2 separate regions of the Homo sapiens genome follow, and region 2 is linked to region 1. The links are chromatin loops, found by intact Hi-C in ENCODE. Cell type or tissue: HCT116. All regions are shown on one strand. Links, peaks and the distances in the headings refer to the core of each region. The heading gives the core; the rest is flanking DNA. Region 1 has its middle 35 kb from the start of PRKCD. Region 2 has its middle 4.5 kb from the start of RFT1.

What was found. Hi-C counts contacts between places; a loop is a spot of excess contacts. Peaks named below come from ENCODE experiments on the same cell type or tissue, not always from the same donor. Only the 100,000 strongest peaks of a DNase experiment are listed, where the experiment ranks them.
Region 2: it touches region 1 in a loop (12-fold over the local background); 87 of 110 quality-filtered maps call a loop at or near these places.

Annotation. Positions count from the first base shown.
Region 1 is chr3:53,194,529-53,197,435 of GRCh38, forward strand. No RefSeq gene overlaps it. Among named protein-coding and RNA genes, the nearest start is that of PRKCD, 35 kb to the left of the region's middle. RefSeq lists a silencer at 1,533-1,582. In HCT116, for the core only: CTCF peaks have their summits at 1,590 (motif pointing left) and 2,784; DNase peaks (open chromatin) are centred at 1,533 and 2,693; H3K4me3 peaks cover 819 bases; H3K27ac peaks cover 854 bases.
Region 2 is chr3:53,133,510-53,136,416 of GRCh38, forward strand. No RefSeq gene overlaps it. Among named protein-coding and RNA genes, the nearest start is that of RFT1, 4.5 kb to the left of the region's middle. In HCT116, for the core only: a CTCF peak has its summit at 1,398 (motif pointing right); a DNase peak (open chromatin) is centred at 1,392.

The DNA of each region.
Region 1 (2,907 bases), core at 297-2,796:
GGAACTGACTCTGGCAGGCCCTTGTAGGACTGTTGGTCCACTACTCAGTGGTGCCAGGCAGAGCCCAGGAAAGGACAGGGGCTGGGCCCGTGAGGTCCACCTCAAGCAGCCCAGGACAGGAAGCAGCTGCTGGGGACACTGCCAAACTGCCTGGGAGGCTACACCATTCCAGGCCCATTCCCAGCCATTGGGTGGGTGCCAGGCTTGACCCAGCAGCCTCAGGAAATGCCTCTTAAGGCTGGGCCCTGAACCACACTTTCACTAGGACCTGGGGACCCTGAAGCAGGCAGACTGCCCTCTGCCTCCCACCTGCCAAGTAGGTATTTGAGCAGCAGCCAGCCTACCCCCGACCCTGCAAGGGCCAAACAGAGCTGGGTGCCCCATCAGTGCTGGGCCGAGCAGCATGGATACAGGAGGGCCTGGAGGCAGGAGCATGAGCTCGGCTACTAGACAGCCCTGGGTTCGAACTGTGCATGTCCCTGGTTGTGTGACCTCAGTAAATGACTTAACCTCCCAGTGCCCTAAATTCCTCTACTGTAAAATGGGGATTACCATGATGGCTGCCGTGGACTGTGATGATGTCTCTAAGTGCAGGGCATGAGCTCAGCGTGCACTAGGTGCATAGGAAACAGCAGCCACTATGACCCCGTGCCCGGGTGGGATGAAACATGCTCAGGAGAGCAGGCCTGTCCACTGCACACTGCACTTCGAGTGCAAGTCCTCTAACTGGACCGCAGGTGGGCGGTTAAATGCACCCGCCTCATGACCCAGTGGTGCCTTTCAGGCAGAGCTACCTGGGAACTTCACCCAAGGGCCCCAGAAGGCTTGCCAGGAAGCCCACCACTGCATGGATTAATGGAAAAACTGGAAGCAAGCAGAAGGCCCAGCAGCCGGGGAACTGGTTAAATACTCTCCTGGCGTGGAAAGTGGTGCAGGGCCAAGTGATCGGCAAAAAGAGACATTGAGAGAATCAAAGATGCAGCCAGATTCTACCCTGTGGTTCCACAGGCCAGCTCGTGAGGGCATCCAAGGTCTCAGGCACAGCAAAGAGCTGCAGAGATGAAGGATGGATGGAAGGATGGATGGATGAATGAATGGATGAATGAATGAATGAATGAATGAATGGACTGCCGAGACCCCAAGTCCCTTTAAGGCAGTGGCTCCCAAATTCAGCGTGTGTTGGTACCATGTCAAGTTCTAACCAGCGGGTCTCAGCCCTGGCTGTCACTGGAAGCCGATGCCAGGCTGCCCTGGTCTACTTACTCGGTGATCTGTGGAGGGCCGGGCATCAGTACTTTGAAAGCTGCCCCTGCGGTCCCACCTGCGCAGAGCCAGTTGGGGAATCTGCATTTTGCCCAGTCATCCTGGTGAAGCCAGAAAATGCTACTCTGAACAGGCCACACCCTGGAAGGCGAAGTCACCTGCCTGTATGGCCCAGTCTTGGCCCGCAGAGGCCCGAGCATCCCCTCCACAACCTGCGCCCCGCCTGCGCAAGGACCACGGGCGGAGGGTTGGTGGCTAGGGAAGAACGGTGCGGAAAGCACGCGGCCCCAGCTGGGCTACAGCGCCCTCTGGCGGCCAGAAGGCTCGCGGGCGCTGAGGCCGCAGACCCCAGGAGGGGAGGACCCCCGTGGAAGGGAGCGCCGGCTTTCTCACTTCGTGTCACTACTCCCTGGGGAAATATTTCAATAAAGAGGTACTGGGTGACCATTTTGGAGAGGTTCAGAGACGTGGAGGTTACAGCTAGACAGCCCCCTGGTATTTTTAGGATCTCCGGACCGCCCTAAATTCAACCATTCCAACGTCACAGCCACATTCCCCCATTTATTATTAATTTATTTAGAGACAGGGTCTTGACCTGTCACCCAGGCTGGGGTGCAGTGGTGCCATCACAGCTCACTGCAGCCTCGACCTCCTGGGCTTGTCAAGCAATCCTCCCACCCTCAGCCTCCCGAGTAGCTAGGACCACAGGCATGTACCACCCTGCCTGGCTAATTTTGTATTTTTGGTAGAGTTGGGGTTTCACCATGTTACCCAGACTGGTCTCAAATTCCTGAGCTCAAGCAATCCTCCCACCTCGACCTCCCAAAGTGCTGTGATTACGGGCGTGAGCCACCGTGCCCATGAGCTCACCATGCACCTGCCCCTTCCTCGGCCTCCCTCAAAGCTGGATGGGATCTTCAGCTCCCCCCTGCACCCTGACTGTGCCCAGCACGTGATCCCGGACGACTGTGGTGTCAGAGGCTGGGGAGCTGGTTGTGGTTTCCTGAGTGCTGACCATCCTCCCAGGCACTTTATCTCCTTAGGCTGGGGCAGGGGGAGATACATGCAGCTGAAAATACAAGACCTGGCAGCAAAGGAAAGGAATGGGGACAAAGGCCCCCAAAGGTGAGAGCCAGGCCTGAGTCAGCACAGCCCAGATCAGGCCAGACATGTGAGGTTTGGGGCACTCCTTGAGTCTGGTCGTCAGATTGAATCAGCCCTTCACATAGCCTCAGTGATTTAAGTCTTCAGAACTTGAACGCCAGTTCCTAAATCAGGCTTCTTAAGTGGGGCTTAGAAGATTGATATGGTTTGGCTGTGTCCTTACCTAAATCTCATCCTGAACTGTAGTTCCCATAATCCCCTGGTATCGTGGGAGAGACCCAGTGGGAGGTAATTGAATCATGGGGGCGGTTACCTCCATGCTGTTCTCATGACAGTGAGTTCTCACGAGATTGGATGGTTTTATAAGGGACATTCCCCGCCCCCCCCAACTTCACTCTGCACTTCTCCTTGCTGCCGCCACGTGGAGGACGTGTTTGCTTCACCTTCTGCCATGATTGTAAGTTTCCTGAGGCCTCCCCAGCCATGCAGAACTGTGAGTCAATTAAAACTCCTTTATAAATTATCCAGTCTCAGGTATGT
Region 2 (2,907 bases), core at 230-2,729, 61 kb before region 1:
CTCGGGTCCCTTCTGATTCCAAATGCGTGAACAGTAATGTTCCTCCCTTCAAAAAAAGCTTCTGATTGTAAAGGAGACCTAAGAGTCCCTATATGTAAGCCACAGAGAACATATGTGGCATTGAGAGAGTGGAGTCTGGGAGGGCTGCAGCAGTCGAGCTGTGGTAGGCTTGGAGGCATTCCCTCTCCCCAGTGAGGATCTCTGAAGGTCTTGACCCTGTTGGAGATACTGGCCTGCACGCTCCACTGGGAGTTGCATACTCCATGGTCTTGCCCATGGAGGACTCAGCTCAGGGCTGGCAAGTAATGGCCCACTGGACGTTGCATTTTGTATGGCCTACAAGCTAAGAATAGTTTTTACATTTGTAAATGGTTGGAAAAAAATCAAAAGAATATTTCATGACACATGAAAATGGTATAAAATTCAAATTTCAGTGTCCACCAGGTACAGTGGCTCACGGCTGTTATCCCAGCACTTTGGGAGGCCAAGGTGAGTGGATTGCTTGAGGTCAGGAGCTCAAGACCAGCTTGGGCAACATGGTGAAACTCCATCTCTACAAAAAAATACAAAAATTAGCCAGGCATGGTGGTGCGTGCCTGTAGACCCAACTACTGAGGAGGCTGAGGTGGGAGGATCATTTGAGTTTGGAGAGATCAAGGCTGCAGTGAGCTATGATCATGCCACTGCACTCCAGCCTGGGCAACAGGGTGAGACTCTTGTCTCAAAAAAAAAAAAAAAATTCAGTGTCCACAAATAATGTTTCATTGGAACATAGCACACGTACCCGTTTGTTTACATATTATCAATAGCTACTTTCTTGCTACAACAGCAGAATAGGTTGGTCCACAAAGCTGAAAATATTTGCTAGATGGCCCTTTACAGAAAAACTTTGCCAATTCCTGGTGATCACCATTGAGCACCTGGGATATAGTAAACATTTCAATATTGAATGAATGAATGCATGTGTAAGTGCATTGGAATAAATGAATGATGAAGGACTAGGAAAGGAAGAAAGACAAGTACATAGGGCTCTTGTACTCTTGGTCCTCTTGGAGAGGAAGTGGCCCCTTGAGAATACCAGGCTGTAACTGGTGGTCATTGAAGGAGCCGTTTTCCCCAGCCTTCCTCCCCGCCTCCTGCGTCTGTGCCAGGTAGCCTCCCTGCCAGGGAAATCTGACCCAAGCCACCTATTTTATTACAAAGCTGGAGGGAAGTGCCAGAGCTGGTGCCAAGCCAATTAGGCTCCTAGGGCAGAGGAGCAGGGAGGGAGGCTGCTAGTGGGCCAGGAGACAGGGTGGAACCTCTGGCCAGCTGGGCCATGGATCTCAGCTAGGTGGAGGCAGGAGAACTGGGCATGGTCCCACACACCAGCCACTAGGTGGCAGATCGTCCTGGGTGAGGGCGCTGCCTGGCCAAGGCTTCTGCGTCCCAGAGCACCTCCATCAGGGCCCCTTCCAGAAGCAGGACCTCAAGGCTCTGCCTCTCTCAAGGCTCTGCCTCTCTCAAAAGTCCCAGGGCATGATAATGCAGCTGTGATACTAGTCGTCCACATCTGTCTAAGTAAGCACTGTGCTGGACACCTCACTTTCATGATCTCATTTAATTCCCATAGCAGCCCTACAATGTAGGCACCATTATTATCCCCATTTTACAGGCCAAGAAACTGAGGCTTGACAAAGTTAAGGGACTTGCCTAAGTACTAGTGAATGGTAGTGCCAAAATTTGAACTGGGCAGTGTGGCTTTCAGTCCCTTAACCAGACCTAACCCAGAGGGTTTATTGTTAATGCTGATTCCTGGGCTCCACCTCAGCAATTCTGGGGTAGGCTCAGGAATCTGCATTTACCAACACTCTGGGGGCTTCTTCTTTTTCTTTGTTTTCTCCTTCTCCTTCTTCCTTTTTTTTTTTTAAGACAGAGTTTCGCTCTTGTTGCCCAGGCTGGAGTGCAATGGTGTGATCTCAGCTCACTGCAACCTCCGCCTCCCAGGTTCAAGTGATTCTCCTGCCTCAGCCTCCCAAGTAGCTGGGATTACAGGTGCGCGCCACCACCCCCAGATAATTTTGTATTTTTGGTAGAGACAGGTTTTCACCATGTTGGTCAGGCTGGTGGTCTTGAATTCTGACCCCAAGTGACCCACCTGCCTTGGCCTCCCAAAGTGCCGGGATTACAGGCATGAGCCACTGTGCCTGGCCAGCCACCATGCCCAGCCTCTGGGGGCTTCTGATACAATGATCTAGGCTCTCAGAAGCACTGCCTGAGGTGGGATCTTCAGGCACCTTGGAAAAGCTGCCTCCTTCAGTGAGCTAGAAAAGTCTCTCTGCCTCAAAAAGCAAAGCAAGTTCTGAGATCTGCCTCCAGGCTAGACAAGCCTTAGCGTTGGGCCCAGGGCCAGAGGTCAGAGCAGTAGGGGCTGGAGGCCGTGCCTACGTGAGGGCCTTGGGAGAATTCGGTGCCAGGAAGACTACACAGGGCAGCCAGCCCCTGGGACCCAGGGTCTGCCCATGGGTTGCAATGAGCAATCATGGGGCCTTGGCTTTGCCTTCTCCTCTGGGCATTGATTTGGGCACAGGGAAAACAGTAACCTGCAAAGCTCACACATCAGTATGTTTCATTCCATTCAGCACTCTGCGCTGGGCGTCAGAAGGGGGCACACGGGCGAATAAGCCACAGTCACTGCTCACTCAGGCAGCAGTGCTTTCTCCTTTTGAGGGGAACACAAGAGTGATACCAGGTATGTTGAGGTGGTAAAAACTGGCAAGGGGAACTCAGGAGTCAGGGGGCAGATTTTTTGGCTGGGGAATCAGGGAAGCTTTCCTGGAGGGGATGCTTTTGAAGTGAATCTTGAAGGGCAAAAGGGCTTAGTCAAAAAGAGGGACATGCCAGGCTGAGAACACAGTAACGATGAAG